3 separate regions of the Homo sapiens genome follow, and all the other regions are linked to region 3. A link is a loop called in an ENCODE intact Hi-C map of the cell type or tissue named here. Cell type or tissue: heart right ventricle. All regions are shown on one strand. Each heading gives the region's core, and the rest is flanking DNA. Links, peaks and the distances in the headings are about the cores only. Region 1 holds the start of WT1 (WT1 transcription factor). Region 2 has its middle 21 kb from the start of EIF3M. Region 3 overlaps WT1 (WT1 transcription factor).

The links. Peaks named below come from ENCODE experiments on the same cell type or tissue, not always from the same donor. Only the 100,000 strongest peaks of a DNase experiment are listed, where the experiment ranks them.
Region 1: a loop joins it to region 3, with 6 times the contacts of the local background. A loop is called at or near these places in 14 of 110 quality-filtered maps.
Region 2: it touches region 3 in a loop (2.6-fold over the local background); 9 of 110 quality-filtered maps call a loop at or near these places.

The regions. Positions count from the first base shown.
Region 1 is chr11:32,430,260-32,440,733 of GRCh38, reverse strand. It overlaps WT1 (WT1 transcription factor), which reads left to right and starts at 5,195. Exons shown (of 10, transcript NM_024426.6): 1 at 5,195-6,034. The coding sequence starts at 5,374. WT1-AS (WT1 antisense RNA) reads right to left here and starts at 5,216. Exons shown (of 5, transcript NR_120548.1): 1 at 4,888-5,216. RefSeq lists enhancers at 1,008-1,863, 1,864-2,721, 3,311-3,458, 5,122-5,154, 6,262-6,846 and 1 more, promoters at 3,760-4,096, 5,000-5,102, 4,744-5,394, 4,196-5,394, 6,732-7,465 and 1 more, cis regulatory regions at 4,555-4,574, 4,667-4,793, 4,778-4,815 and a silencer at 7,417-7,554. In heart right ventricle, for the core only: CTCF peaks have their summits at 6,056 and 9,460 (motif pointing left); DNase peaks (open chromatin) are centred at 4,280, 4,483, 5,023 and 6,133; H3K4me3 peaks cover 6,503 bases; H3K27ac peaks cover 5,871 bases; H3K27me3 peaks cover 8,000 bases.
Region 2 is chr11:32,558,045-32,568,518 of GRCh38, reverse strand. No RefSeq gene overlaps it. Among named protein-coding and RNA genes, the nearest start is that of EIF3M, 21 kb to the left of the region's middle. In heart right ventricle, for the core only: a CTCF peak has its summit at 6,469; no DNase peak of the experiment used is centred there.
Region 3 is chr11:32,381,009-32,391,482 of GRCh38, reverse strand. It overlaps WT1 (WT1 transcription factor), which reads left to right. Exons shown (of 10, transcript NM_024426.6): 10 at 2,304-3,708. The coding sequence ends at 2,425. Among named protein-coding and RNA genes, the nearest start is that of WT1-AS, 49 kb to the left of the region's middle. RefSeq lists a cis regulatory region at 4,529-4,546 and enhancers at 4,331-4,588, 4,240-4,588, 4,466-4,610. In heart right ventricle, for the core only: a CTCF peak has its summit at 5,332 (motif pointing left); a DNase peak (open chromatin) is centred at 5,225; H3K27ac peaks cover 1,433 bases.

The sequences.
Region 1 (10,474 bases), core at 1,637-9,636, 49 kb before region 3:
TAATACTGATACCTTGTTTTATATGAACATTTATACACCAGGACCCTGGCAAGGGACTGACTTCATTGGGATACTTTATGGCTTAATACATCTGAATGATTTATATCTCGTTTTGTCTAAGCATTTATGCTAATAAATTTAACAGATTCTCCAGTACTGCTTGGTCCTTCGTTTTCTTCAGGGGGTCAAAGTGAGAGGAAAATAAAGCAGGGTGTTACTAAAGAAAGAAGGAAGAAATTGGCTAAACGAATTTAGAACACAAATAAAATTACTGCACAAATAAAATCTCTGCTTACGATTAAGCTGGAATGGCGGTCAAAAAAGAAAAGGGAAAAAAAATTCCTAGATGCAGGTAGATTTCTATAATTAAGCCATTTCTCAAAGGGGAAGTAAATGTGACAGAATATTTAGCAAGCAAATTTACTGAGGAATATTTTGTTCCTATATAATTAAATTCAACACTGAGGTAAAACTGACAACTATTAAACTGAGGGCAGTTGGGAGAGGGAAAGGGGATGAGATAAAATCCAGTCTATAAAACATTCCATTATCTTTTATAGGTTAAAAAACACAAAAGAAATACTTGGAAAGAATTGTCTAAGACGGAAAGATTTTAAGATTGTGTGACTTTTTTTTTTTTTTTTTTTTTTTTTTTTTTTTTACAGGTGCAGAATAATTTTTTTTCCCTCTCTCGTGGTTTTTCTTTTCCCCATTTTTTTCCCCTGTTGTTTGCAAAGTTGAATCTGGGGTCAGGAGTTCTAATTGTAACCTCAGACTGGAATTCCAGATGGTGCGCTCAGGACTGGAAGCAACTCTCAGTTCATCAATTTCATGGGCCTACGTATCTGCTCTGGCCACGGCCTGGCCTCCATCCCCACTGTGGCATTAATGCAGAACAAATTGAGACATATCCTCTATATAATTAGTTCCAGAATTTAAAAAGATTTACGGTATAATAATAGAGGCAGTGCCGCGGAATCCTTTCACTGAGGACTCTCGGGGAGCTCGGGGACCATCTCGCGGTGGCATCAGAACAGACGAGTAACCCCAGCGGCTCCAGGCACTGCGAACTGGGGGAGAGGGGGAAATTTTGCACCGCATTCGGCAGTACCTAACGGTTCCGGGCTCCCAGATAGGGTCAGCGAGGAGAGTTAGGACAGTAAGTGGGGACTGGTTAAAAAAAATCGACTTAATTTTGAAATGATCAGAAGAAGCTGGGAGTAGTTATCACAAAGCCCCTCCCTTGCCCCCCCCTTTTTTTAATTGAAGGAATGACGTTGAAATTTTCACCGCCAGCGCGGGGCTGGGAACCATCCTAAACACTTGCCCTGCAGCCCCGAGTGGGCAGATTCCGAAGAGTTGGAGTCGGCGGGGAGGGGAGGAACAGCTGTTGGGCTGTCTTGCGCGTGGGGCTCGGGGCGCGGGCCCCGGGGAGAGGCGCTAGTCGAAAGCTTGTTCCTCTCCCGCGACAGGCAGCAGCGAGGTCGAGCCACTCTTTATTACGGCCTGCGGGCCCCGCGCGCAGTGTGGCTGTCCCCGCCCTTGACCGACCGCAGCGCTTTGGGGTGTTTATTCAGTTGTCCGCGGCCGCTGGGTGACTCCCGGAGGGCGGCCCAGGCGTGCGCACTGGTCCCTGGGGTTGCGGCTGTAGCAGCCCAGCTCCGCGCTCTGTCAGATGCAGTGGACAGCGCCGGGGTGAAAGTAAGGGTTGAGAAATCCTCACTGCCCTGCTCCTACCCAGCCTCGATTTTTTCATATTGCAATAATTATGCACCTTCGAGGCCGGGATGCCTGCGCTTTGCCAGTGTATCAACGCCACATGGTTTTCCAGGGGCTGTCCTCGCCTCTGCATCCCATTAGCTCTGAAGAGGTAGAGGGGTGGTGGGTAAAACCTCCAACTGGACGTTGAGAGACCCGGGTTTCAGCTCGGCGTTGCCACTAACTTGTTTCCTGTCCTTAAACAGTAGTAGTAACAAAAACTGTAAAGTTGATTGAGTCAAAGGCCCACACTGCTCTCCTATCTAATCCTCAGAACAACTCTATGAGGTGGGCGCTAGTATCCCATTATCCCGTTTGACCAGTAAGGAAACTGAGGCTCAGAGAGACTGCGGAACTCGTCTAGGGTCACACAGCTGTTGGTTACCTGGCAGAGCTGAGGTTCCATTCTGGGGCCACCAACCCCTTGCTCTTTACCGCTGCGCTCCATAGACTGCCTCTCCTTCGGCTGTCTGGGCCTCAGTTTCCTTCTCTGTAAAACGAGAAGTTTAATCTGCAGCTTTCTTTGCCAATCGGTGGTTCAGACCAGGAACCTCTGCTACAGATCTCGGCGCTGACAGGGGTAAGAAGGTGGGTGAAAGAAGGGGGCGCCCAGTTTTCCACAGCCTGCTTTTCTCTGGGACCTCGCGAAGGGCGGGCCTCGCGAGCTAAAGGAGGTACAGGAGAGCGCCTATCGTCCGCGGCGGGTGAAGGTGCTACCTGCCTTCGTGCTAGGCTGTGAGTCCTGGTGCTTAGCTCAGGGCGCCAAGGCCAGTGTAGCTGGCATGTCCCCCTTGGAAAACCTCAGGTCTCCCGCAGAGAACGTTACCCACAACAAAGAAGAGGACAGAGAGGCATGGAGCGCCCTGCGACTGCAGGAGTACGTCAGTTCCCCAGCGCTGGCTTAGTGTCGCCTGGGCTTCCGGGCATGTGGATCCGTTGGGGTCGTACGGAGACTTCCTGTCGGGTCCCTGGGGTCCTCCGACTGCGGCTCCTCAGCTTAGCACTTTCTTCTTGGCCCCGCAGGCTGCAGGGAACTCCTCCCACCTCTTTAGTCGGAGAAGTCCAAGTCGGGCGAGGGGGCACCCCGGGGTTCGCACCGGTGCTCTTCCCCTCCCCGCCCCCACAAGGATTCTGAGAAAATAAATGGCAGAGGAGAGAGGAGTTCTACATTTGCTTGGCTCTCCTTTCCTCCTATCCACCCCTACATCCCTCACCCCGGGGCAAAAACTTATTTTTGAAAAATGTTGGCAGAGATTTACGTGTCTTTGCCTTACCTGGGTTTCACAAACACAACGACTCACATTCAAGCCAGCCTCCCTTCAGATAACCTCCTCTCCCCCCGCTAAAAGTGCCAAGGATGGTAAAAGAAGAAACAATCTCAATCTTTTCGTTTGGAAATGAAAGTCCCCGGCTTTTCATAAAGGGCTCCTCGCCCCTCACAGTTGAGTCCTAGTTAAGAAAAACGACTTCCAAGTAGAAATAATAGGCGGGGAGAAGGAAGGGAGATACAGGGATCTGGGGGGTTCTTAGGGCAACTGGCAGTGAATTTTGTCTCGAGAGTCCTTTCTCCACTCAAAAAACCAAACGCGCGAGCCCCGCGAAAGGTTTAGGGATAGATCGTGTGGGAGAGGACTGAGCAGAGAGCGTGGGGGCAGTGTCTTGTAGAATCTTTCTTTTCTTAATAATAATTTTAAAAGCTTCTGAGTGGAGACGACGCAAAGTCAAGCAGCAAAGGTGGCCTGGGAGGCAAGCGGAGGGCTCAAGTGCCGCATCTTTACCCTCAGGGTCTCCTGCGCCTACGGGATGCGCATTCCCAAGAAGTGCGCCCTTCGAGTAAGTCCTGGGCCCGCACACACTTCGGGTCCGCAGCCAGAATTTAATGGCGACAACGTTTATGCAATGCAAGCTAAAAACCAAAGCGTAAAAAATTACTATGTCATTTATTGAAACGCCATTCTTTGTCAAACTGCAACTACTTTGCTTCACATAAGTTTGGCTGGAAAGCTTGCAGCCCCAGCCCGGGCCAGCCAGGTACAGGAGGCCGGACTGCAACCGGTTGCTTCCCTCCCGTCGCGCCTGGCCGTCCCACGCTGCGCCGTCGCTGCTGCCTCCTGGCGCCCCTGGGATTTTATACGCACCTCTGAAACACGCTCCGCTCCGGCCCCCGGTTCTTCTCCTTGCCTAGGGGTTGTTTCCCAATAGATACTGACTCCTTTAGAAGATCCAAAAACCAAACCAAAACACCCCCTACCCGCCCCAAACACCTGCTCTGGGGCGCGGGGGCTGCCAAACAGAGACTAGACGAAGGGAGTCAGATTTAGCGAAGCTCTTCGAGCTCCCAAAGATTCGAACACTAACTCGCGCCCGTGGGCCGATGGAGGTTCTCCCTACTCCACTCCTTGGTCCCCTTAACTGGCTTCCGCCTCCTGGTCAATCACTGAGCAACCAGAATGGTATCCTCGACCAGGGCCACAGGCAGTGCTCGGCGGAGTGGCTCCAGGAGTTACCCGCTCCCTGCCGGGCTTCGTATCCAAACCCTCCCCTTCACCCCTCCTCCCCAAACTGGGCGCCAGGATGCTCCGGCCGGAATATACGCAGGCTTTGGGCGTTTGCCCAAGGGTTTTCTTCCCTCCTAAACTAGCCGCTGTTTTCCCGGCTTAACCGTAGAAGAATTAGATATTCCTCACTGGAAAGGGAAACTAAGTGCTGCTGACTCCAATTTTAGGTAGGCGGCAACCGCCTTCCGCCTGGCGCAAACCTCACCAAGTAAACAACTACTAGCCGATCGAAATACGCCCGGCTTATAACTGGTGCAACTCCCGGCCACCCAACTGAGGGACGTTCGCTTTCAGTCCCGACCTCTGGAACCCACAAAGGGCCACCTCTTTCCCCAGTGACCCCAAGATCATGGCCACTCCCCTACCCGACAGTTCTAGAAGCAAGAGCCAGACTCAAGGGTGCAAAGCAAGGGTATACGCTTCTTTGAAGCTTGACTGAGTTCTTTCTGCGCTTTCCTGAAGTTCCCGCCCTCTTGGAGCCTACCTGCCCCTCCCTCCAAACCACTCTTTTAGATTAACAACCCCATCTCTACTCCCACCGCATTCGACCCTGCCCGGACTCACTGCTTACCTGAACGGACTCTCCAGTGAGACGAGGCTCCCACACTGGCGAAGGCCAAGAAGGGGAGGTGGGGGGAGGGTTGTGCCACACCGGCCAGCTGAGAGCGCGTGTTGGGTTGAAGAGGAGGGTGTCTCCGAGAGGGACGCTCCCTCGGACCCGCCCTCACCCCAGCTGCGAGGGCGCCCCCAAGGAGCAGCGCGCGCTGCCTGGCCGGGCTTGGGCTGCTGAGTGAATGGAGCGGCCGAGCCTCCTGGCTCCTCCTCTTCCCCGCGCCGCCGGCCCCTCTTATTTGAGCTTTGGGAAGCTGAGGGCAGCCAGGCAGCTGGGGTAAGGAGTTCAAGGCAGCGCCCACACCCGGGGGCTCTCCGCAACCCGACCGCCTGTCCGCTCCCCCACTTCCCGCCCTCCCTCCCACCTACTCATTCACCCACCCACCCACCCAGAGCCGGGACGGCAGCCCAGGCGCCCGGGCCCCGCCGTCTCCTCGCCGCGATCCTGGACTTCCTCTTGCTGCAGGACCCGGCTTCCACGTGTGTCCCGGAGCCGGCGTCTCAGCACACGCTCCGCTCCGGGCCTGGGTGCCTACAGCAGCCAGAGCAGCAGGGAGTCCGGGACCCGGGCGGCATCTGGGCCAAGTTAGGCGCCGCCGAGGCCAGCGCTGAACGTCTCCAGGGCCGGAGGAGCCGCGGGGCGTCCGGGTCTGAGCCGCAGCAAATGGGCTCCGACGTGCGGGACCTGAACGCGCTGCTGCCCGCCGTCCCCTCCCTGGGTGGCGGCGGCGGCTGTGCCCTGCCTGTGAGCGGCGCGGCGCAGTGGGCGCCGGTGCTGGACTTTGCGCCCCCGGGCGCTTCGGCTTACGGGTCGTTGGGCGGCCCCGCGCCGCCACCGGCTCCGCCGCCACCCCCGCCGCCGCCGCCTCACTCCTTCATCAAACAGGAGCCGAGCTGGGGCGGCGCGGAGCCGCACGAGGAGCAGTGCCTGAGCGCCTTCACTGTCCACTTTTCCGGCCAGTTCACTGGCACAGCCGGAGCCTGTCGCTACGGGCCCTTCGGTCCTCCTCCGCCCAGCCAGGCGTCATCCGGCCAGGCCAGGATGTTTCCTAACGCGCCCTACCTGCCCAGCTGCCTCGAGAGCCAGCCCGCTATTCGCAATCAGGGTAAGTAGGCCGGGGAGCGCCCCCTACGCGCGGGGCAGTGGCGCCAGGGACTCTCCGCTCTAGGACACCCCCCTCTCCTACCCCTTTTGACCGCAGCTCTTACCCAGCTGCTTCCCAAGGGCCGTGAGGATAGCGGAAGCGGCGGCTGGGGAGGAGGCCGGAGAGTGGGAGTGCACGCAGGCACTGGCCCCCGACATCCTCCAAAGCCAGGCAGAGCTAGGAGCCTGACTGTTCGCAAGAGCCGGGAGGGCGTCTGGGGCCCCTTAGAGTCCGAGAGATTCCGGGACTGCTAGTCCCCACGGGAGTGGAACCAGGAGACCGGCGCAGTGTCTGGCTCTGCCTTGGGGAGAGTTTTGTTAATTAAGGAAACGCCAAATTGTCACCAAGCGTAGCGCTTTTCAGACGTCTGGACTCTGGATTCGGAGTGGGACCAGCGCGGGGGTGAGCGCCTGTGCTGTGCTGCCTCCGCAGCGCTAAAATGTCCAGGAGCACCTCCAGCCCTTATAATACGGTGTTGGCACACACTTAGGTGCACATTAAGTATCGTAGAGAACTAGAATGAGCACATGCACCTCCAGTAACTAAATGGCTTTCTGGAACAGCGTCGTGTCCGTGGATAGCTCCCGCGTATGGTAATACAGAAGTGGATCTTCACTGGGCTTCGCTCAGGCGGCGGCCACGCAGGTTCTGGGGATGGAAGAGAACTTGACTTATCCGAGTCCAAGCTATGCGGGACCAGGTTCTACCGCAGGCAGTGGAAGGAGGCACGAGCTTTGGCCTTTCTTTCAGCGCATCTGGGGCGCCTCTTCATCTTGTAAACGCGGGGCTCAGCTGGGACAGTATTTCTTCAAGACCTGGGGTTAGAACAAGGACAGGGTTATTCGCTGTGCTTAGTCAGGATACAAGGAGGGAACTCGGCACACGATAAGTATCAGGTTGGTTTCTCATCCCGCGCCGATGCCCGCCCACCTCTCTTTCGCCTGGGCGGCGCGGACCCGAACCTGCGGAGCCCCTGTAGTTTGCCCTCTTCATTTATTTTCAGTGGATTTCCACGCTATTGAGAACCTAAGCCAGTTCGGTTTGATTCGGTAATTTAGTAAACGCTTTACTAATACAATGGCGGATGCTTTTCCTGGAGCAAAATTACTCGAGGGCCTAGGGACCGGGATGTTTTTGGAATGCGTGGGAAGCAGAGTGTATCTTTTGCAGGAGGTACCTTCGCCCAAGGCTCGGGAGAAGGGCTCTGCCCTTGTTGCCCGCCTTCACCCGCGCCTTCTAAACGCGCGTCTTCAGGCCGCTCCTACCTTAGCCTAACCAGGAGCACCCGGCCCCCGCGAAGCCTTGGAGAAATCGAAACCGCCCTTTTCTTCGGGAGAATCTGGGATCACTGTCCTGTGGAGGAACCGCAAGCAGACCCAAGGGTTGCCTCCACTCTATGCTTTTAGTTAGTGAAATTAGTGTTTTGTACTCAAGGGGCGTTGGGACAACTTACTGGTCGCTGAGGCTTGTGTTCTTTGATCAGATCGCGCCACCTTTGTTTAGCAGGCTGGTGTTACTTTTGGGGAGTTTCTAGGTCTCAGTGTCCCCGTCTATAAGAGGACAGCTGAGATGGGCAACCTGGAGATTGGGTCCGGCTTGAAGTTATACTCCATAGATGCAGAAGCGCTACCCACCACCCTCTTGGGGCTTTAAATATGGAACTCGGCAACCCATCTAAACATCTGTGACTGAGAAACAATGAATCCGAGAGCACTGTCTGCATGTGTGCTATTTGGAGGCGGTTGAGAAACCATCGAATCCATGCCCCTGGGGCACAAAATACTACTACGCCATTATCTTTTTAGTACTTCTAGGGGATTTTTGAAACCTGGGTTCTGTCGCTTCGTTTGGGTCCCTTGTCCAGCCCTTTTCAGGGCAGGTCTGGTGCCTGGGATCTTATCACATGTCGTGGGGGGTGGGACTGTGGGTTTTGCAGCCAGCAGGCATTACACTTCTGGAAAATATCTGGATTCTTCTGTAATATACAGGCGTGGCTGCCATGGAGAAAAAGTTAAAAGGGGACCAGGACTAGTAGGTGAATGTATCCTTCTTCTCCACCCTGGAGAAAAAGCCCAATGGAGAGAGGGCCCTAGATTCAAGTCATATAGCCTGGAAGCACCATCTCCAGGTTTAAGTTTTGTCTTGCAGTGAAAACAGATGGGTCCATCTTACCCAGCCCTTGAGGCTCATTGGGCAGCTTGGATGTGAGAAGCGCTCCGGCTGCTATCCTGGAGTGGGCAAGGGTGGCCCTCGAGATTCTGGGTTTATTCTTTGGATTTCCAGGGTTCCTGCTGCTTCCCCAGGAATGCAGGGCCTGGCCCAAGACTTGGGCTGTGAGAGGCAAGGGCATCAACTCTCAAAAATGTGGAAATGGCCATCAGAGCGCCAAGGCCAAACCCCAGGGGAGAGGAATCAAGGCCGTCTCTGGATCCCTAGGGCAGTCTAGCCATGGTGCACAGGCAGGGGCAATTGTTGGTACCCACTCACAACCGCCCAAAACTTCACAAGCATGTTCATATTTTAAATTCTTAAATATTATATCTTGCATCCTAATCTTGTAAACATTAATTTAGCAAACATCAATCGCCTACTTGGTCAGGCACTGGGTTCTGAATATTAATTAAGACAATGGCCTCGAGAACCTTTGCAAGAAGCTCACCAGCTAATCCTGGAGAGGCCCCTTGTTTTGGATGAGGAAATCCAGGTTCTATGAGATTAGGTGGCAGAGGTGGGATTTGAACCCAGACCATGCTAGGGTGTTTCTACTCCTTTTCCAGGGATCTTGGCCCCACCGTTGAGATGGATTTCTTCTGGCCTGCGGGAGGGGCACCAAACTCTTAGTCCATGTGTGGGGGTTGACGGGTTTGTGAGGGCAGATGTGGGGTGAGGACTTGAGTAGCCCCAGACTAGATGCAAGGCTTAAGGAGGAGGGGAAAAAAGCTTGCTTGGGCCGGACGCGGTGGCTCGAGGCGGTTGGATCACCTGAGGTCAGGAGTTTGAGACCAGCCTGGCCAACACGGTGAAACCCTGTCTCTACTGAAAATACAAAAAAAAAAATTGGCCGGGCTTGGTGACGGGCGCCTATAATCCCAGCTACTCGGGAGGCTGAGGCACAAGAATCGTTTGAACCCGGGAGGCTGAGGTTGAAGTGAGCTGAGATCGCGCCACTGCACTGCAGCCTGGGCGACAGAGCGAAACTCCGTCTCGGAAAAAAAAAAAAAAAAAAGAGGTTGCCTGCTAGTCCACTGATCCCGCAGCCCCGCAGGCTCGCAGAACCCTAAGGCATGATTAGGCCTGGGATCATCAGGCCACCCTAGGGTCAGGTGCGGAGGCCTGCGACGCCCGAGGGCCAAAGGCTCCCTCTTCCGGTCACACAGGAGAGGGTATTTTGTTGGGGGACAGGTTTTCCCCAATCACAGTGCAGCTGCAGTCATCGTTTTCAGCCTTCTGAGCACCTTCCTGGCTGAGCCTGCTGTCCATTTCACCCCTCAGCTCTCACGGCCCGGCCAGGCCAGGCGGTTCCCGGCTTCTCTGCAGCCGCCGGCGGGGGAGGAGGGCACAGAGCGCGTCTCGCCTCTTAGCGCACGGTCAAGGTTGCGCTCCCCTCCCGGGCCGGGACTAACCGTGGGAAAGGCGCTACCTTGGCCACTCGATTCTCTCCCTCCAAGGCCTGTACAAGGAGCCTTTGAACACGCTGCTCCTTCCAGCCGGCAGCTTTACCTCCCCTGGCCCCTGCCCCCGCACTCTCCGCGCCAGGCCAAGCGCTGGGCCCAGGGACAGCGCGCTCTAATCAAACCCGTGTCCGATAAGCTTCTAATTAAAAGAGACCTCCCTCCGCTCCGCAGGCGCTTTCACCACTGCCCCTCCCGGGGGGACCTGAAGGAGAGGGTTTGAGGCCGGTCTTTGCCCGCCGAGGTCTGCGTGTCCGGTCTGGGAGGAGGCCTAGGAGGGCTCGCGGGCCACGGGCATCCTTGGGCCCGAGTTCTGGGGTGCGGACGGACGTCTCGAGAGTGGGTGCCGCGACTCGGGACCCACGGCCCTCGCCGGGCACGGACAGTTGCGGAGCAGGGCTCTGAGGATTGTGCAGTGCCCTGGGTCCCTGCCTACTCCTGGGCTCAGGAATGGAGAAGGGTTCGTCTAGAGAAAACTTCTTCGTAGCTTCTATTTCGTCTCTCTCTCTCTCTCTCTCTCTCTCTCTCTCTCTCCCTCCCTCTCTCTCTCTCTCTCTGTGTCTGTCTCTCTTTCTCTCTCTCTCTTTTTAGTGTCCTTTCAGAAATTCGGCCTTCACTCCGGGCAATAGTGGGTGCCCTGAGCCAAATTTCGTTTGTAAGCTCATCTATAGGCCTCAAAGAAGGCCAGGCCTCAGGTTTCAAAAGGAAGTCTGTGGAAGCCCAAACGTGC
Region 2 (10,474 bases), core at 1,509-9,508, 180 kb before region 3:
TTCTGTGCCTCAAGTAATCCTCCCACCTCAGCCTCCCAAAGTGCTGGGATAACAGGTGTGCATCACTGCACCCAGCCAAATTTATTCATCTTATAACTGAAATTCTATACCGTTTGATCAACATCTCCCCATAAGCGTTTGAGTCAAATGAGTGCCAGATATTTTTGTTGATCCATCTCTCCCACCCACTAGGCTTACTCCTTCACCAACAAGAGTGTGTTTATTCCCTCTGTATCCTCAGTGCCATGCACACAGTAACCACTTAAAAAATATTTAACCAAAATAGCACACAAGATACATCAATGATGACTGCAAGGTGTTGAGTCTGGTTTACTGAGAGAATGGTGTAACTCTTGAGAGACAGTTAACTCTTTAGTTGGAAGATCTTTACACTTAATAAGCATGTTATTGTTTCAAATATTTTTAATTTTTTAATCCTTTTTTTTTTTTTTTGCGATGGAGTTTCGCTCTTACGCCAGGCTGGAGTGAAGTGTCGCGATCTCAGCTCACTGCAAACTCTGCCCCCTGGGTTCAAGTGATTCTCTTGCCTCAGCCTCCAGAGTAGCTGGTATTACAGTCACACACCACCACGCCAGGCTAATTTTTGTACTTTTAGTACAGATGGGGTTCGGCCATGTTGGCCAGGCTGGTCTCGAACTCCTGACCTCAGGCAATCCACCCAATTAGAATGACCCAGAACACTGGCAACTCCCAATGTTGGCCAGGATGTGGAGCAACAGAACTCTCCATACCATTGCAAATTGCTACAGCTACTTTGGAAGGCAGTTTGGTGGTGTCTTAAGAAACTAAATGTATTCTTGTCATATGATTCAGCAGTTGTGTTCCTTCATATTTACCCAAATGAACTGAAAACACAAAAGCCTGCACACAAGTGTTTATAGCAGCTTTATTCGTGCTGCCAAGCCTTGGAAGCAACAAGGATTTTCTTCAGTAAGTGAATGGATAAGCTGTGGCACATGCAGACAATAGAATATTATTCAGTTCTAAAAAGAAATGAGCTATCAAGCTATGAATAGGCATGGAGGAAACTTTGATGCATACTTCTAAGAGAAAGAAGCCAATTTGAAAGCTCTACATACTACATGATTCCAACTACATGACATTCTGGAAAAGGCAAAACAATAGAGACAATAAAACCTCAGTGGTTGCCAGGGGCTGGGTGTGGGGCAGGGATGAATAGGAAGAGCACAGAGTGTTTAAGGCAGTGGAAATACACTGGATGATACCATAATGGTAGATACATGTCATTATACGTTAGTGCAAACCCATATAATTTACAATACTAAGAGTGAACCCTGAAGTCAACTAGGGGCTTTGGGGGATTATGATGTGTCCATGTAGGTTCATCAGTTGTAAGAAATGTACCACTCTGGTGGGAGGTGTTGATAATAGACTAGGCTGTGATTGTGTGGAGACGGGTGGGGATATGGGAAATCTCTGTACCTTTTTTTGGATCTTGCTGTGAACCTAGAACTGCCCTTAAAAAATAGTCTTTTAAGGCGAGGCTCAGTGGCTCACGCCTGCAATCCCAGCACTTTGGGAGGCTGAGGTGGGAGGATCACTTGAGGCCAGGAGTTGCAGACCAGCCTGTCCAACATAGTGAAACCCCATCTCTACTAAAAATACAAAAGATTAGCTGGGTGTGGTGGTGCACACCTGTAATCCCAGATACTAGGGAGGCTGAGGCAGGAGAATAGCTTAAACCCAGGAGGCGAAGTCTGCAGTGAGCAGAGATCGAACCACTGCACTCCAGCCAGGATGACACAGTGAGACTCTGTCTGAAAAGAAACCAAAACCAAAACCAAAAAACAAAAAAAAAACCTCTTAAATAAATGAATCACAATTCCTTAACATCATCAACTATCTGGTCAGAGTCCAATTTTTCTTATTGTTCAATTTTTACAGTTTTTTGAACAATGATGCACTAGAATTTAAACCTTGTGATTGATTGGTCATTGAATCTCTTTTAATTTATAAATTGCCCCTCCATCTCTTTTTTTCTTGCAATTTAGTTCAGTAGAATATTTCACATATGAATTTTATAAATTGCACCTATCTAGTATTGTTTCTCCCCTGTACTTCCTGTATATATATGGTTATTAGGTCTAGAGTTTTGATTAGATTCATTTTGGTGGTTTTTTTTTTTGTTTGTTTGTTTGTTTTTGAGATGGGGTCTCGCTCTGTCACCCAGGCTGGAGTGCAGTGGCACAATCTCGGCTCACTGCAAGCTCCGCCTTCCAGATTCAAGTGATTCTCCTGCCTCAGCCTCCTGAGTAGCTAGGACTACAGGCGGGTGCCACCACACCCGGCTAATTTTTTGTATTTTTAGTAGAGATGGGGTTTCACTGTGTTAGCCAGGATGGTCTTGATCTCTTGATTTTGTGATCTGCCCACCTTGGCCTCCCAAAGTGCTGGGATTACAGGTGTGAGGGATGTTTTATAGGTAATGGTTTGTGGGTGTGTAGTTCTACCAGGAGGCACCTATGCCTGGTTATTTTAGTTTTTGTGATATTAGCAGCCATGAATCAACATTATCTAGACCCATTAATCCATTAGGCGTTGCAGAATCCTGTAATTAATTAGGGGTTACCTTGATTTTTCTAATTCCAGAATTCCTTCATCTTTTATCAGCTGAAATAATTCTACAAAAAGAAACTTGCTGTCATCAACTACTTGATTACTCTGGGATATAGTTCACCCAAGAAAAGTAGGATAAATTCTTCTTTCTTTCCCTTTATCTACCAAATTCTAAATAGTAAATTGATTCCCCAGCATTCTTCAAAGGTAACAAGGAAGGTCTTTTTAACATAGCAGTTTAGGCCTGCGCAGTGGCTCACGCCTGTAATCCCACACTTTGGGAGGCTGAGACGGGCAGATCACCTGAGGTTATGAGTTTGAGACCAGCCTGGCCAACATGGTGAAACACTGTCTCTACTAAAAACACAAAATTAGCCAGATGTAGTGGCGCACTCCTGTAATCCCAGCTACTCGGGAGGCTGAGGTAAGAGAATTGCTTGAGCCTAGGAGGCAGAGGTTGCAGTGAGCTGAGATCATGCCATTGCATTCCGGCCTAGCTGACAAGAGTGAAACTCTGTCACAATAAAATAAAATATCAGTTTAAATTCACAAATTTATGTATATTTGATGTATTTCCATCCATTGGGATTACTGGCCAGTGGGAGCTTTTTCAAGTTGTCTCTTGGGTCCTTTTAAGAGACCTCAGGCATCTTTGAAGGCATTCTAACTTTCACAGAAAGATATTGCAGGCTCATCCTGTAGATTTCCAACCGTGGACCTGGAATCAGCTATTTCTCCAAGAAGGTTTGGGTCATTTTAGAGGAAAATGGTATTTAGAAACCACAATCTGAGAAGTAGGGGAAATAGGACTTCATTGAATTAAATTTTTTTTTAGGTTCAATATAAAATCCTTTGAATAGAGCCCCATCCATTTGTAAGGATCCACAGACTCCTGAAGATTTTTTCCCTAGAGAATTACTACTTTGATAAAGCATCATATTCTTTGAACACGTGAGTTTAAAAAGAAAACTTACTATATTGAAGAAAATAATAGCAATAACATTAATTTGCACTTAGGGCTTATGATAGGCCAATTGTGTGTGACACCCCCATTCCCACCAGAGATGTCCATAACTTAATCCCTGGAAACTTTGAATGTTATTTTATATGACAAAAGAAATTTTGCGATTTATTAACTTAAAGATCTTGAGGTGTGGAAATTATCCTGGATTATCTGGGTAGACGTTATACGTAATCCCAAGTGTCCTTACAAGAGGGAGAGAGATGGAGATTTGACAACAGAAAGGGAAGGCAATGTGACAACGGAAGCAGGGATTGAAGTGATGTGGCCACAAACCAAAGGACGCCTGAGCCTCCAGAAGCCGGAGAGACACAAAACAAACTCTCCCCTAGAACCTCCAGAAAGAAACAGCCTTGTGGACATTTTGATTTTAGCCTCCTAAAACTCAATTTAGACTTCTGTCTTTCAGAACTAGGAGAGACTAGGCCGGGCTTGGTGGTTCACGCCTGTAATCCCAGAACTTTGGGAGGCCGAGGCGGGCAGATCACGAGGTCAGGAGTTCGAGACCAGCCTGGCCAACATGGTGAAACCCCGTCTCTACTAAAAATACAAAAATTAGCCGGGCATGGTGGCGGGCACCTGTAATCCCAGCTACTCGGGAGGCTGAGGCAGGAGAATCATTTGAACCCAGGAGGTGGAGATTGCAGTGAGCCAAGATCATACCATTGTACTCCAGTCTGGGTGACAGAGTGAGACTCTGTCTCAAAACAAAAAAACAAATAAAAACATAGAACTAGGAGAGAATAATTTTCTGTTATTTAAAGCCATTATATTTGTAGCCATTTGTTACAGCCACAATAGGAAAGAAATGCAGAGCCTCATCCTAAAATGAGAGATGGGAGGTAGGGCAGTGTATTTTGGAGCATAACAAAAAAATTAAGAAAAATTGTGCACCTTAGAAGGTTCCTGGGATCTAGCGCAGGGCTTGTGTTTAGGTGAAAGTAAAAGGACTAATTAACAAGGCGGTTGTTAAACTTCACCTTTTACACCTGTTTTAGCAACTTGAACTTTTGCTCAAGCAGCTCTGGAGATAACTTGCTAGGAGGTTCCGCTGCAGGAGGTCAGGTAGCAGGCCTCCAAGCCAGGTTTTAAGAAATATGTGAAGCTCACAGGAGCAGTCAGCTGCTGATATGATGGGATTTGGCAACCCCACGGTGTTGTGTGGGGTTGACCTTGGGATGGGTGAAGAGCAAAGGCTTTCAGACTCACTACTCTTGGTAATAACAAATGCTGTTAGCAAGTAATAAAAGAGCATTTCACCAACAATCAGTAGTGGAATAATTCAAAACATATTTTTGTAAAGAAAGGAGCGGTAATGGAATTGTGTAATAGTGGGAATGAAGGAGCTCAAACCATTGCTTTTTAAGGGGGATTCAGAGGCTGATGCTGCAACCTTCTGCTCTGTGTGGTTTACATGAGAAAGCAGGACTCATCCTGCTGATCTAACGCTTCATAAACTCTTATCTCTGACTTATGGTCTCTAAGACAGACATTGTACACACTGGCTGCATTTTGCTTCATGCTTCAAAAGTTTAAATAAATAAGCCTTCACTTCAATTCAGCAGCTATCAGGGAAAATGATATTGTTTTTACTCATCCTAGCAAGGGGAGGCACTTCTGAAGTACCCACGCTTTCAAGCAGAACGAGAGCATTTCTGCCAATGAAGCGTGTCGTGCGTTCCCAAGTCACAGCCTAACTTTTTATCACAAAGGAAAGATGAATGTCCCAATCTAAACTTTGGCTGCTTGTTATTTTTGCTATGTATGGCCAGTGGTTTCCGTCGAATCAGTATGAGAAACACTTTTGATAATGATGTTTTTTTTCTCCTGGATAATTGAAAGTTGTTGATATTTAGGTGAAAAAGTCAGAATACTTTGTCAGATGGGTTGTGCAATTTATGAGAGAACAACAAATTCACACTGGTGTTGAGTGGCCTGGAGGGGCCACGGCAAGGTTACTGTACTTAGGAAGAAGAGAAATGGATGTTCTTTAAAAATCCCACTAAGTTCCTTTCATAAAAGTGTATCAATCCCCATTAAAAAATGCAACATGATGACTTTGACTTCCTTTGGCAAAATAACCATGAGAGTTTGCCATGAATCGGACATCAAAGAACCAATAAATTTAACGAGTAGTTTTCAGCACTAAAGACTCACTAGTTGGTCTGTTTCGCTATTATTACGCCTATGTTAAGGGGAAAAAAAGAATCTTGATTCTGATTAAGAACATACTACCTCTCAAGCTTCAATACAGAGAATATGCCTAACACCTAGCTCATAAATAGGTAGAATAGTGAGGTAAACTCTTGTGGGCAAGGATAGGCCTATGGTGCTTAGATGGTTGTCATTAAAAAGTCACTGCTTTTGGCTGGGCGCGGTGGCTCACGCCTGTAATCCCAGCACTTTGGGAGGCCAAGGCGGGCAGATCACAAGGTCAGGAGATCGAGACCATCCTGGCTAACGCAGTCAAACCCTGTCTCTACTAAAAATACAAAAAATTAGCCGGGCGTAGGTGGTGCACTCCTGTAGTCCCAGCTACTCGGGAGGCTGAGGCAGGAGAATGGCGTAAAACCCAGGAGGCGGAGCTTGCAGTGAGCCGAGATCTTTCCACTGTACTTCAGCCTGGGAGACAGAGCGAGACTCCATCTCAAAAAAAAAAAAAAAAAAAAAAAAAAAAAAAAAAAAGTCACTGCTTTCAGTTAGATAGTCTTTTTTAGATGTTCTCTGAAATGCAAAGGATGCTATTTGAAGTCACACATTGTCAGGTTTTTTTCCTCTGGGAAAACAGTAAGCAAGTTAGGAAGCGTTGGGAAACACGGGTAAGAGGAAGCTGTCAGATGGGGGCAGTGCTGGATTGTCCTGAATCTTCCCAATATCGTGGTGATTGCAAAGTCAGATGCGTGTGGGGCATGCAGGTAACTTACGTGAGTGATGTGGGCCTAATCAGTGGAAATTGTGACAAACTGAGTAACAAACCTTCTCTAAAGAGTCCAGCATCGGCCGGGCGCGGTGGCTCACGCCTGTAATCCTAGCACTTTGGGAGGCCGAGGTGGGTAGATTGCCTTAGTTCAGGAGTTCGAGACCAGCCTGGGTAAAACGGTGAAACCGCGTCTCTACTAAAATACAAAAAATTAGCCGGGTGTGGTGGCGTGCGCCTGTGGTCCCAGCTGCTCAAGAAGCTGAGGCAGGAAAATTGCTGGAACCCGGGAGGCGGAGGTTACAGTGAGCCGAGATCGCACCACTGCACTCTCGCCTGGGTGACAGAGCGAGACTCCATCTCTTAAAAAAAAAAAAAAAAAAAAGAGTCCAGCATCTTCTTAGCTATAACCACCGTTGCCGTGCACACTATCAGATGTGAATATGGGCTTAGTCCTGTTAGAGCTTCTGATTTTCTTCAGAAAAGCTGGGAATCCATATCTCTGTACATAATCCTCAGATTTTTGAAACATAAACAACTAACTCCAGTATTCTTAAAACATTGTGAAGACTAAATAAAATATATCTGTAGGCTGAATCAGGCCCTTGAACCACCATTTTACAACCCTTGCATTAGCTTAGGAAAACCTTTTACATTTTTGAGAATATGCAGTTTATTTATGAGAAAAAGACAGGACTCATATCTTCTACACAGAATGCCCCAGGTAAGAATGAAGAAAAGAAATAATTACTTAAAAGGGAATTTTTAAAAATACTTTTTAAAAAAAGTTCCTTTTGCCTTTAATTTTAGAGATTCTGCTCATGTTCAAATTTACTTAGGTTGGCATGTTTCCTTCCCAATCCTTCAGTGAGGTTGTTTCATATAGTTATTTTGTTTTGTTTTGAGATGGAGTCTTGCTCTATTGCCCAGGCTGGAGTGCAGTGGTACGATCCCAGCTGATTGCAACCTCTGCCTCCCAGGTTCAAGGGATTCTCCTGTCTCAACCTCCCAAGTACCTGGGATTACAGGTGCCCACCACCACGCCCTGCTAATTTTTTTTTTTTTTTGAGACAGAGTCTCACACTGTTGCCCAGGCTGGAGTGCAATGGCATGATCTTGACTCACTGCAACCTCCACCTCCTGGGTTCAAGCAATTCTTCTTCCTTAGCCTCCCAAGTAGCTGGGACTACAGATGCAGGCCACCACGCCGTTAATTTTTGTATTTTTGTAGAGACAGGGTTTCACCGTGTTGGCCAGACTGGTCTTGAACTCCTGACCTCAGGTGATCCGCCAGCCTCGGCCTCCCAAAGTGCTAGGATTACAGGCGTGAGCCACCGTGCCTGGGCTTGTTTTATATAATTGCAATAGATTAGATTCTTTGGTCATATTCTTCAGAAGATCCCCAGCTTCCTAAGTGAGTTTTTAAAGATTTGCATACATTAAGGTTCACCCTTGGTGCTGTGAAATTCTGTGAGTTTTAACAAATGTATAGCATCATGTATCCACCATTACTCTATCATACAGAATAGTTTTATCACCCTAAAAAAATCTCCTAGGCTGGGCACGGTGGCTCACGCTGTAATCCCAGCACTTTGGAAGGCCGAGGTGGGCAGATCACATGAGGTCAGGAGTTCAAGACCCACCTGGCCAACATGGTGAAACCCTGTCTCTACTAAAAATACAAAAATTAGCTGGGTGTGGTGGCACACTCCTGTAGTCCCAGCTACTTGGGAGGTTGAGGCAGGAGAATTGCTTGAACCAGGGAGGTGGAAGTTGCAGTGAGCTGAGATCGCGCCATTGCACTCCAGCCTGGCGAAACAGCGAGACTCCGTCTAAAAAAAAAAAAAAACTCTTGTGTTTCATTATTCAAATCATTTTTTGGCCTACTTACCATGAGCCAAACCTAAAACAGTATACAGAGCTGAATCTAAAGTGATGCTATTTTATTTTATGTTATTTTATTTTATTTTATTTATTTTTGAGGCAGAGTCTTGCTCTGTTGCCTGGGCTGGAGTGCAGTGGCACTATCTCGGCTCACTGCAACCTCTACGTCCCCGGTTCAAGCAATTCTCCTGCTTCAGCCTCCTGAGTGGCTGTGATTACAGGTGCAAACGACCACGCCTGGCTAATTTTTGTATTTTTAGTGGAGACAGGGTTTCACCACATTGGCCAGGTTTGGCTCGAACTCCTGACCTCAAGTGTTACACCCGCCTCGGCCTCCCAAAGTGCTGGGTAAAATTATACTATTTTAAATATTAAAAATTTACTTTCAGCTGCAACAACAACAACAAAAAATGTATTGGCAGAGTTCAGTTGCAGGAAACAGGACTAACTTATTATTTTAAGCAGAAAGGGATTTAATACAGGGAATTATATACTAAAGTTGTAGGTTCTAGGTTGGACCCTAGAAGCTCCCAGCACAACACCGAAGAACTGACTCAAAAGGGAGCTGCATCTGCTCCACTCGGGAAGGTGGGGATCATCAGGCCCCTGTTGATTTGAAGAACACAGAGCTGGAGCTGCACTCTTGAAATCAAGAAGCCACTGCACAGCCCTGCAATTGCCTTTGACCTTCACTAATTTAAAGGCTGTCCCCCGTTAATTTGCTTCAGTAAATCCCAAGGTCTCCATACCTGTGATGGCCAACAGCTTCAGCCAGAGCAGTAGAAAGATGGCTCCCTCCTCACTTCTGCCTTGCAACTCCACACAGTGCATCTCATGGACAGAGCCTAGTTCACATCCAGAAGCCCTGGCGCAGTGGGTTGAAGGCTGGCTCCCCAGAAGACTGGTCCACCGGGAACCCAAGAATGTGACATTATTTGGGGAGAAAAAGGCCTTTGCAAATGCATTTATGTTAAGAATTTCAAGTGAGATCATCCTGATTACCTGAGTGGGCCCTAAATCCAATGATAAGTGTCCTTACAGGAGACAGAAGAGGAGAAGACACAGAGAGAAGGGAAGGTCATGTGAAGACAGAGGTGGAAATTGGAGTGATGCAGCCGCAAACCAAAGAATGCCTAGCAGCATGGGGAACTAGGAGAGGCAAGGAAGGAATCTCCCTTAGAGCCCCCAGAGAGAGCACAGCCCGGCCAACACATTGATTTTGGACCTCTGGCCTCCAGAGCTGTGAGATAATACATTTCTATTGTTTTCTTTTCTTTTCTTTTCTCTTCTATTCTTTTGTTTTCTTTTCTTTTCTTTTTTTTTTTTTTTTTTTTTTTGAGATGGAGTCTTGCTCTGTTGCCCAGGCTGGAGTGCAATGGCAATCTCTGCTCACTGCAACCTCTGCCTCCCGGGTTTAAGTGATTCGCCTGCCTCAGCCTCCCGAGTAGCTGAGATTACAGATGTGCGCCACCACACCCAGCTAATTTTTGTATTTTTAGTAGAGATGGGATTTCACCATCTTGGCCAGGCTGGTCTTGAACTCCTGACCTCGTGATCCACCCACCTCAGCCTCCTAAAGTGCTGGGATTACAGGCGTGAGCCACTGTGCTGGGCCATTTCTATTGTTTTAAGCCACCTAATTTGTGGTAATTTGTTACAGCAATGCTAGGAAATCACAAACTTAGCTTCAAGTGACTCTAGGAGCTGTCATTTCTGCTTCCTGGCCTCTGCTGTATAAGAACGCTACTATTTAGAAAGAACTTGGACTGATGCTGAGTGCTGAGTGCTAATCTATCGTGTCTACCACTTGGAAATTGGAAGTTACATGGATCGGGATGGAACAAAGATTTCTTCCGAGCATATCTGTTTGGTCATAGCTAAAATCAAACCAGTTTGTTTACATTTATAAAACCACAGATTTAGCCTTGATGTTTATCCCTTAAATGAACTGCCTCCAACCACGCACACATAAAGTACAATACCAATAACAGTGCCCTCCTCTTTTAAAAATGTTGTATAAAGATGGGCCAAGTCTAAATTGGCTGAATTTATCT
Region 3 (10,474 bases), core at 1,665-9,664:
ATTTCCTTCATACTAGTACAGAGAGGAGAATAGGGCATTCATTTACTGGCTGCTGAAGGTTTTTGCTTTCTGCAAGGCTGGTGTGATTCATAATAAAAATAGCACCACCTTTGTTGCATATTTTCTACCTTTGGAAAGAGCGTTAATATTTAGCTTATCTAAGTCTATCTTCACAACATGCTTGTAAGTAGAGTAAGGTAGGACCGGCTGTGGTGGCTCATGCCTGTAATCCCAGCTATTTGGGATGAGGTGGGTGGATCACTTGAGCCCAGGAGTTCAAGACTAGCCTGGGCAACATGGCAAAACCCTGTCTCTACAAAAAATACAAAAACTAGCTGGGCATGGTGGTGTGGACCTATAGTCCCAGCTATTTGGGGGAGGCTGAGGTAGGACGCTCACTAGACCTTGCTTGGGAGGCTGAGGCTGCAGTGAGCTGTGATCCCACCACTGTACTCCAACCCAAGCAACAGAGCAAGACCCTGTCTCAAAACAAAACAAAACAAAACAAACAAAAAAAAATGAGGTAGGCATGTTTTATTCCCATCTTACAGATGAGGAGACTGAGGCAATAATAATTCAATGGCTTATCTAAAGTCACAAAGCTAGTAAGGAGCAAATCCAGTTCTGTCTGCTTCCAGCCCACCTTGTCCCACTTGCTTCTTTATTGGAGAAGGGGCAGATATTTACTCTGCAGTCCAGGGAGCATGGAGAGTCAAGTAGAGAATCAAAGTCAGCAAAGCTGAACACCACTGAGAGACTGAGAGGAATGAAGATGACAAGAGACAGGGTTGGGATTAGTCCATTAGGAGCCAGCCCTTAACAGCACTGCTGGAGGTGGGGTTGGAGAGTGAGAGCCAGGCCAGGAAGAGCAGAGGAACAGCGAGTGAAGGAAAACATGACATCACAAACCCCTGAGCAGCCCCAGATTCTTCGCCCAAATTGGCTGCATTTAAAAACAGAGCCAAGGCACCTGTGGCCCATGGTTGGCAGGATGGGATCTTGCTTCCCTTCCTCAGGTGCCTTTGATGCTTCTTTAACTTAGTCCTGAGCTCATAATTCGGTGGCAAAGTGTTATAGTCCCTTTGACACGGCTGTCACACTCCCCAAGTAAGTGTGACATGACCTGTTTTGCCAGCAGACTGTTTAATACCACATTTGATTGGCCTCCAGTCTGACCCTGGGACACCAGCCCTCCTGGGACATTTCTCAGTGCTTGTCCAAACCAGTAGTTCTCAGAGAAGGCCAAGTGGGACCAGCAGTATCTGAGAAGATCCGTCAGGTGGCACAGGGTTTAGCTTCTGTGCATTCTTCCTTAAGATGGAGCTGCAGCTGCTTTTCCATCATGGCTAGGCCTGGGAGGTGTGATACAGGGAAGAGCACGGGCTCTGGAATTCGACAGACCTGGAGATTTGAGTTCTGCCTGGATCTGCCCTCAATAGATGTCCTACCTCATCTGTAGAGTGGGGATAATAACGCTTCCCCTACGGGCAGTTGTAAGGAGTACATGAGGTTGTGTGTGTGCGTGTGTGAAGCCCAGCACAAGGCTTGGCATATGTTAAGCATCAAATAAATGGTAGTTATTCTCCCTAATGAGAATGAGGCTTGGAAAGAATGTCTGAGGGCTCTTTGGGTGGAGAAGCCTCAATCTTTTGGCAAGCTTATTAAAAATCTAAGAACCACGCCCCAACTAGAATCTTCCATATAACAGGATTATGCTCTCAGTAACACTTTAAGAGAAAAAAAAAAACAACACATAACATGTAAACTGGTATCAGTGATTTATTTTAAAGTATCCAGCCCATCCAGGGTATCTACACAGATAGAAGTGTTAAAAGCTTCAGTCACAGCTGAGATCCCTGGACAGTGATCACTCAGTAATACCCAGGGTAGATGACCCAGAGGCTTCTGCAGCCCAGTTCATCTCAGTTCCCAACTTACTCAACAAGGGGGAGAAATTTACACAGTTCACAAAACATTCTATCAGCAGAGACTGAAACAAACGTTTTTCCCCTTAATTATGAATTGCTCAGACATTTCCCCCAACTTGACTCATTCTTTATCTCCCACTTTCCAAGTTTTCTGACCTAAGAATATAACTTTTTACAATATTTCGATCCTTAAAGCCCCAAGAGGTGCTGCTGTTTCAAGGCTGCCTGGGAAATGAGCTCAGTTGGTTAGCTCAGGGACAGAATGATGGGAAATTCAGAGTGGGTGCCTTGTGATGACTTCACTCGGGCCTTGATAGTTGAACTTGTGCCTGTCTCTTTGTTGCAAGTGTCTCTGACTGGCAATTGTGTCAACAGGTGAAAAGCCCTTCAGCTGTCGGTGGCCAAGTTGTCAGAAAAAGTTTGCCCGGTCAGATGAATTAGTCCGCCATCACAACATGCATCAGAGAAACATGACCAAACTCCAGCTGGCGCTTTGAGGGGTCTCCCTCGGGGACCGTTCAGTGTCCCAGGCAGCACAGTGTGTGAACTGCTTTCAAGTCTGACTCTCCACTCCTCCTCACTAAAAAGGAAACTTCAGTTGATCTTCTTCATCCAACTTCCAAGACAAGATACCGGTGCTTCTGGAAACTACCAGGTGTGCCTGGAAGAGTTGGTCTCTGCCCTGCCTACTTTTAGTTGACTCACAGGCCCTGGAGAAGCAGCTAACAATGTCTGGTTAGTTAAAAGCCCATTGCCATTTGGTGTGGATTTTCTACTGTAAGAAGAGCCATAGCTGATCATGTCCCCCTGACCCTTCCCTTCTTTTTTTATGCTCGTTTTCGCTGGGGATGGAATTATTGTACCATTTTCTATCATGGAATATTTATAGGCCAGGGCATGTGTATGTGTCTGCTAATGTAAACTTTGTCATGGTTTCCATTTACTAACAGCAACAGCAAGAAATAAATCAGAGAGCAAGGCATCGGGGGTGAATCTTGTCTAACATTCCCGAGGTCAGCCAGGCTGCTAACCTGGAAAGCAGGATGTAGTTCTGCCAGGCAACTTTTAAAGCTCATGCATTTCAAGCAGCTGAAGAAAAAATCAGAACTAACCAGTACCTCTGTATAGAAATCTAAAAGAATTTTACCATTCAGTTAATTCAATGTGAACACTGGCACACTGCTCTTAAGAAACTATGAAGATCTGAGATTTTTTTGTGTATGTTTTTGACTCTTTTGAGTGGTAATCATATGTGTCTTTATAGATGTACATACCTCCTTGCACAAATGGAGGGGAATTCATTTTCATCACTGGGAGTGTCCTTAGTGTATAAAAACCATGCTGGTATATGGCTTCAAGTTGTAAAAATGAAAGTGACTTTAAAAGAAAATAGGGGATGGTCCAGGATCTCCACTGATAAGACTGTTTTTAAGTAACTTAAGGACCTTTGGGTCTACAAGTATATGTGAAAAAAATGAGACTTACTGGGTGAGGAAATCCATTGTTTAAAGATGGTCGTGTGTGTGTGTGTGTGTGTGTGTGTGTGTGTGTTGTGTTGTGTTTTGTTTTTTAAGGGAGGGAATTTATTATTTACCGTTGCTTGAAATTACTGTGTAAATATATGTCTGATAATGATTTGCTCTTTGACAACTAAAATTAGGACTGTATAAGTACTAGATGCATCACTGGGTGTTGATCTTACAAGATATTGATGATAACACTTAAAATTGTAACCTGCATTTTTCACTTTGCTCTCAATTAAAGTCTATTCAAAAGGAAAGTGGCAAGATTCCATCAGCTGTATTGTGTTCAAATCTCAAGGCCACTGAGCCTCTTTTAAACAGGTAAGAGAAGACGCCACCGACATCGACGGCTACTAGTGAGCCTATCCAGGTCCTGACCACAATTTATTTCTCTCTGTCAAACTTCAGGAGGGACTTATATGTCCTAGAAGCAACAGAGAATATCTTCACCTTGTGTTACAGAGTGATTGTGCTCATGCTGTGGTTGAATGGGGTTTGTGGATGATGTGGTGATTATGTTTTAAGGTTTTAAGGTTTATTTTAAGCAGATTGTCATTGCATCCCATCATCCCAGATCAGCAAAAGAAAATAGAGAGATGTTAATGACAACTAGTCCTTTTGAAAAGTTCAGATACATCACTGGGAGGGCATAGGCTGAACACCTAGTACAATTGAATTTACAGCTGTACTTGCTATAAATCAGCTCAGCAGATTGAAAACTGCTCAGCCTTTCCAGGGCAACTGAGTGTGAAAGCAAAGATCTATATTATCTATAAACTATAAACTCTCTTTCTGTTCTGGTGTATGGTTTTTGAATTGTAAATAAGGAGATTAATTTGGTGCAGCCCCTCTCAGCTCCATTATCTTGGGGCTTGCATGCATTCCGGGTTTTATTTCTTCATTTAAAATGCGTCTCAAACAGATGGAAGCCTAGCTATGGAGACTGTTTTACATTGAAGTGCAGCTCAAAGTTTGGGCAGCCTAAAAGTCAGGTCCAGAGGCCCCTCTTATTTTGCATCTGGCTCTTGCATCACTGTTAATTATAGCGAGTGTGGTGACTCATTTATATCAGCCGTTTTTATCTTTTCCTGCCAGAAGACAGCATTTCTCTGGAGAAGCTCAGGACAAGCATGGCAAACGTCAGCGAGTCGGAAAGAGCCAGGTCTTACAACAAAAGTACAGCCACATTGATTGTTTCAACTGCACAGGGAAGAACAGAGATTCTCAGACGACCCTGTAAGTTTAGCTTGCAGTTAAGATCATGGGCTATGGAAAGCAGACCAACCTGGCTTCAAATTCTAAATCTCCAGTTTCTTTATCTGTGAAGTGGGGACAAAAGTCCCTGCCTGATAGGATCATAGTGAGGTTTAATTTTTTTTAAGTATGAAAACATCAAGTACATAGCAAATGCTCATAAACATTATCTAGGAAAACTATTACCCAAGAAATTACTGGCTCATTTCTTTTACCTCTCCCTCCTCCAGGCATCCTCTTGCAGTATCTAGCCATCCTCACAGGTCAGCTCTGAAAAATGGTAAAAAGTCCATTGCCCTCTACCCCAACCCAGAGTTAATAACTTTTGCAGCAATTGAGCTTCTTGCCAGCCTTGCCACAGAGACCATCTCTGCTTGCTCTGTGTCTTCTGTAAAGCACTTGTGAACACTGTATGTGTTTCTGAGACCCACTGTGTTACTCTTCCATAGACTGTGAGGAGTTAGTGGGTGAAAGTAGGTCAGTGGGAGCTCCCTGTGGCCCAGGCTTGAGGCGGTGTTGGGTGCAGTGGTCAGCATGTGCACTTTTCCATCTTGCTTTATTTACTGCAGCACCTGGTTTAGCATATGACTCAGTACTCCCAGCTCCCCAACTCCCTCTGCTGGATCTTCCCAGACTCTTCCAGTCACCCGGAGCCCTCTCTTCTCTGAACCTCTGTAGCATTTAGAGTACCTTTAACATTAAATAGTACTTTAGATCAGAATAGTGCTTTCCCATCCTTTTTGATCTTTAGGACAATCCTGTAAGGTAGACAGGGCAAGTGTTATTCCCACTTTACAGATGAGGAAATTGAGGCTCAGTAGAAGTAAGTGGCTAAGGCAGCTCTTAGTCTTGGTCTTCAGCATCCAGGTGTCGTCCTCCCAAAACATGCTTGGTGGTGTAGACTTGCACTCTGCTCCCTTGCCTCATTTTTATATATCCTTTTTTTCTTTTTGGCTGGAGTATAGTGGTGTGACCTCGGCTCACTGCAACCTCTGCCTGCTGGGTTCAAGCGATTCTCCTGCCTCAGCCTCCCGAGTAGTTGGGATTACAGGCTCATGGCATCATGCCCAGCTAATTTGTGTGTGTGCGTGTGTGTGTATTTTTTTTTTTGAGACGGAGTCTCGCTCTGTTGCCCAGGCTGGAGTGCAGTGGCGCGATCTTGGATCACTGCAACCTCCAACTCCTGGGTTCAAGCGATTTTCCTGCCTCAGCTTCCCAAGTAGCTGGGATTACTGGCGTGCACCACCATGCCTGGCTAATTTTTGTATTTTTAGTAGAGATGGGGATTTCACCATGTTGGTCAGGCTGGTCTTGAACTCCTGACCCCGTGATCCGCCCACCTTGGCCTCCCAAAGTGCTGGGATTACAGGCATGAGCCACCGTACTGACCTTCATTTTTATATATCCCATCTTCTCTGCTGGAGTGTGAGCTTCTAGAGGGAAGGAGATCCTCTTCTCCCTTTCCTGCATTACTTCCATTAGGGCTTCTCAACTTTCATGTCCATGGACAGCAGCTGGGGAATTTGCTAAAGTTCAGGCTTAGATTCAGAACTTCTGGGGCAGGGCGTTGAGAGTCCTCTTTTCTGACAAGTTCCCAGGGGATTCCCCCTGTGCCGGCCTGTGGATGACACTGTGTGTAGCGAGGATCTACAGGGTGGGCTTGTTAAATACTTGAAGGGTGACTGATGAGATTTGCACTTGACTATCCTGGGATGGTGCTGGGCCCTTCTAGTCCTTGAGAGGAGCCAGCGAAGATGGCCCAGGGCCCTGCTGTGAAGGTCCACTGTGGGTCAAGAAACGCATGCTGAATGCAGTCAGAGGAACTGTGTGCACTAGCCCAGGGGAATCAATCCATGAGGGGGTTGTTTTCAAACACAGTTGGCAGATCCTATGTTGGTGACTTCCACAAGTTGGGGAGACTTCCACAGGTAAGATCAAGTGTGGTGAGGGTCCATACCTGCCTCTCCAGTCCTTGCACCTCACTCAGTCACACATCTCAGCAGTGGACCCCTGCCTCCCTGATGCCCTGTTTTCCAGCATCCACAAATTGAAGTCTTATGGCCTTGGTGAGGATGTATTCCTTGCGAGCCCCAAGCCTCACTGGCAGGCAGCGTTTTCCCATGTCTTGCTGCTGCTAGGAACTACTTTCTTGGCTCTATTGGGTAACAAAGAGCAAAGGTGATGGTCCTTGGAGCCCTGTCCTCCCTGAAGGGTGTTTGCAACACTGATCTTGGACTAACGGATGTGCCAGGAAGAAGTTTGGGTGTGTGTGTGGGTGGGTGGTGGTCGGGTGGTTGATTTTGCTCCCCCAGGGGATATTTGGCAATTCTGGAGACATTTTGGATCATCATGACCAGGGCAGGGGTGGGGTGCTCCTGGTATCTGCGGGATACAGGCCAGAGATGCTGCTAAACAACCTACAGTGCACAGGACAGCACTTTCCTCCCCCTTCCCAAAGAAAGCTCTGGCCCAAAATGTCAATAGTCCCCTGGTTGAGAGACCCTGGCATAGAAGAGGGAAGTTGCTTGCCGTAGATGGACTGTTACCAGATGAGAGGGGTGATGGGGTGCATCTTGGCTGGCCTAAGAATTGCTGTCTGGGCTGTCTTGAACCCACCATTCTGAATTAACTGACTCGCAGGAGGCATTGTTCTTCAAAGTCTTGAAACAGGAAGAGTGGCTTGTAGGAATTTCTCATAGGTAAGTGCATGAGAACCACAAAAAGGGAAACAAATCCCTATGAAAATATAAAGGTCTGGGCTCTTCATTCAGGTCTTTTCTTCTACTGACTATTTTAATTATCGAGTGGATGAAATATGTGAAATTATTTATTTGATAGGATCTTGCAAAACTGATAAATAAATATAAATGTTCATGATGATGATCACACCTGGTCTGATTTCTATTGTCGGTTGATGTTATGCTGAGAAAGTAGCTGATTCCATGGAGGGCTCTGGGCTTTCCTCCATGTTTCAAGCAAAATCCTGATTCTGTTAGCTCTCAGGCTGGCCTTGAGAAGGAAAGAGAGAGCCAGACAGCATAGGAAGGGTATAGTAATTTAGAGGTCTGGAAACCCACTGGCCAGCCCTGTACAGTTAGGACGATCAAGACCAGATCCCTGAATAAGGTTGTGCTTCAGAGACTGATGAGGGGATGAGGACAAATTCCTGAAGTCCGGGGATCTGGAAGGTCAGTGCCTTTAAGCACAGACAAAATTATCCCAATTCGAGTAGAGGCCTCAGACAGGGAGACCGCAGCGGTAAGCAAGTCAAGCAGACCAAATGAGCAAATGTGAGCTGCGGAGTTGGTGCAATATTTTTATGGAGTAGGGGAGGATTGAAGGATGGTCTGGGGGATGGGCTGAGATAAATGCAGAGGGGAGAGGTTGGTTGAGACCAGTGGCTTTCCCCTCTCCTGTCGTCCCAGAAGCATTGGTGATGCTGACACTTGGCCATGAAGGATTGCCTGATGCAGTGGGGACTTGGAGGGCCATGGAGGAGGCAGTTGGGCTCCAGGAGAAAGAAGGAGGCGTGGAGTGAGGAAGACCAGTCTGGGAAGAAAGATGAGACGGATGAGGAATGGAGTGCGGATGTCAGGGAGGTCTGCAGGAAGAGGGGGCTTCTGTCTCACAGGGCCTGCCCCTAGCATGAACCTGCACCAGCCTGTGAACGCACACCCCAGGACTTTCACAATTAGGAGATGCTCAAGTGATGAACGGCAAATCGGATCAATGCACACCATGTATTGATCCTTTGTGTGCATCTCAGTGCCATTTTACATGCATTCTCCATTTACATGCAGTCTCTCCACTCACCTCCTTTTGATAGTGGTTCCCATTTTACAGATGAAGAAACCAAGACTCCAAAAGTACCTCCCACAGGGTCATGCAGTTCATGCATGTGGCAGAGTTGAGATTTTAATCTGACTGAGTCACAGCCCATATTCTTCACTCCTACACTGTACCACATTTGTCCCAGGCACGTTGGCCTTATGCACCAGAGGAGCAGGAATGTTGAGAGAATGCAACAGTGATATCTTGCCTGCTTGCTGGGATACCAGGGATGTTTTTCAAGTGCCTAGAGAAAGGACGGGCAGGATTGACACAATGTTCCCTTCTCCCATACCCAGTTGTAGAGCCTGTTTACAAAATATGTTTTCATTCAACATTTTGTATTAAATACCGGAACTCAAGAAACGACACAGCATAATGTTAGCCGGATAGTGATAAAAGGGGAAAATTGAGAAACACATCTTAAGAGTTCAAGGTCAATGATTACTCTTTAAAAGCAGTATCCTGCTTTCCCAAGGAGTTCTACGTCAGAGGGAGCGGGCTGAGGAGGAAGCTGTTGGTTTCCAGGGATGGAGGGGTGCGGGGGACTCTTGCGGACGTGACCCCATGGATGGGATTGTCCCACTTCTCAGCAGGCAGCCTCCACTTTTAAAAGATGAGTTCTTACCATCCAAATGAAAAAGGCCAGGGAGCCTGTCCTAGAGACACCGCCTGTCCCAATTTTTCTGACTTCTAAAAGTATAACGATCCCTGTCGGTGGCCTCTATCTTTGCCCGCATTCCAGCCCTGCCCTGGCAAACCTCTCCCCTAGCAGCGTCCTGGGAAGGAGTGCTCCCTGCTCTGGCTCATGGAGAGCTCGTTGTGGAGGAAGAAGGCGAGAGGAGCTGGGTGGGACAGCTTCTGCCTTCACCCATAACCAGGCTGGGGGAGACAGCATTTACCTCTCCCTCCTGAGAGAGCTGCCTTTGAATTCACTCGGTGGGCAACACAAAGTGCCCATCCAGTGAATGTTCCCGATGCTGCCTGATGAGAGAGATGTTCCTGATGCTGCCTCATGGAGACAAACCACCACTGTTTCTAGGCAAGGGTTCCCAGGCCCCAGGGAACACCACTGAGGAGAACTTTGAAGGACACCCCTCCCCACAACCCCACCAGTGTTAGTAGCATTCAACCGCTAGTGGCAAGATGCCACAACAGTTCTGCCTATTGCTCCAGCCCCTGGCCAGTCTCTGCTCACCTCTGCTCACCAAGGACAGCCTAGAAAGGGACCAGAGCAAAGGGTAAGGATTGTGGGAAGAGGCAATGGGGTGGCATGGCCCCCACCCCCAAAGAGACAGGAACATTCCAGTGCTGAGGTGCAGTGGCTACCAGCACACCCTCTGCCACTCACTGCCGTGAGCCCGGCAACGCCTTCTGTGCCTTGGAGCTTCAACTCAGACAGCACCACTCTTCACCTCCCAGGTTGTCCTAAAGATGAAAGGAGAGGCCACAGGTGCTTAGCCCGCCTACCCTCGGTCTTGCTGGCAGGCACTGCTCAGGGCAGTCAGGCCTCTGGCTGTGCGTGGAGCAGGTGCAGCCATTCAGAAAGGACTGAGGCAGAGCCTGATGCTGGGCCCCGGCCTGCACTGGCCCTGCGCCACTCCTGCCAGGGAGCCTTGGCCCTGCCTCACTGCAGAGAGGAGAGCTGGGCACCGCTGGGCGGAGCAGGCAGGAGCCGGGGTCAGTCACTGCCAAACTCCCTCGTCACACAGTTGTCTCTGTTCTCCTTTGACCTGCACAAGTCAGGAAGTGGAAGGGACACTTGCCCATCTGTCTCACCCCAGAGAGGAAGGTGCTGTTAGGGGACTGGCTGGGACCCACCCTCATTGGAGGTCAGGCCCATGCCTCAATTGTTCTGTGCATCCTTTGTATAAAGGTCTTCTCTGAACCCATCAGAATGCCTCCTGCCAGTTTCAACTTCCCAGATAAGAGGAGAAGAAG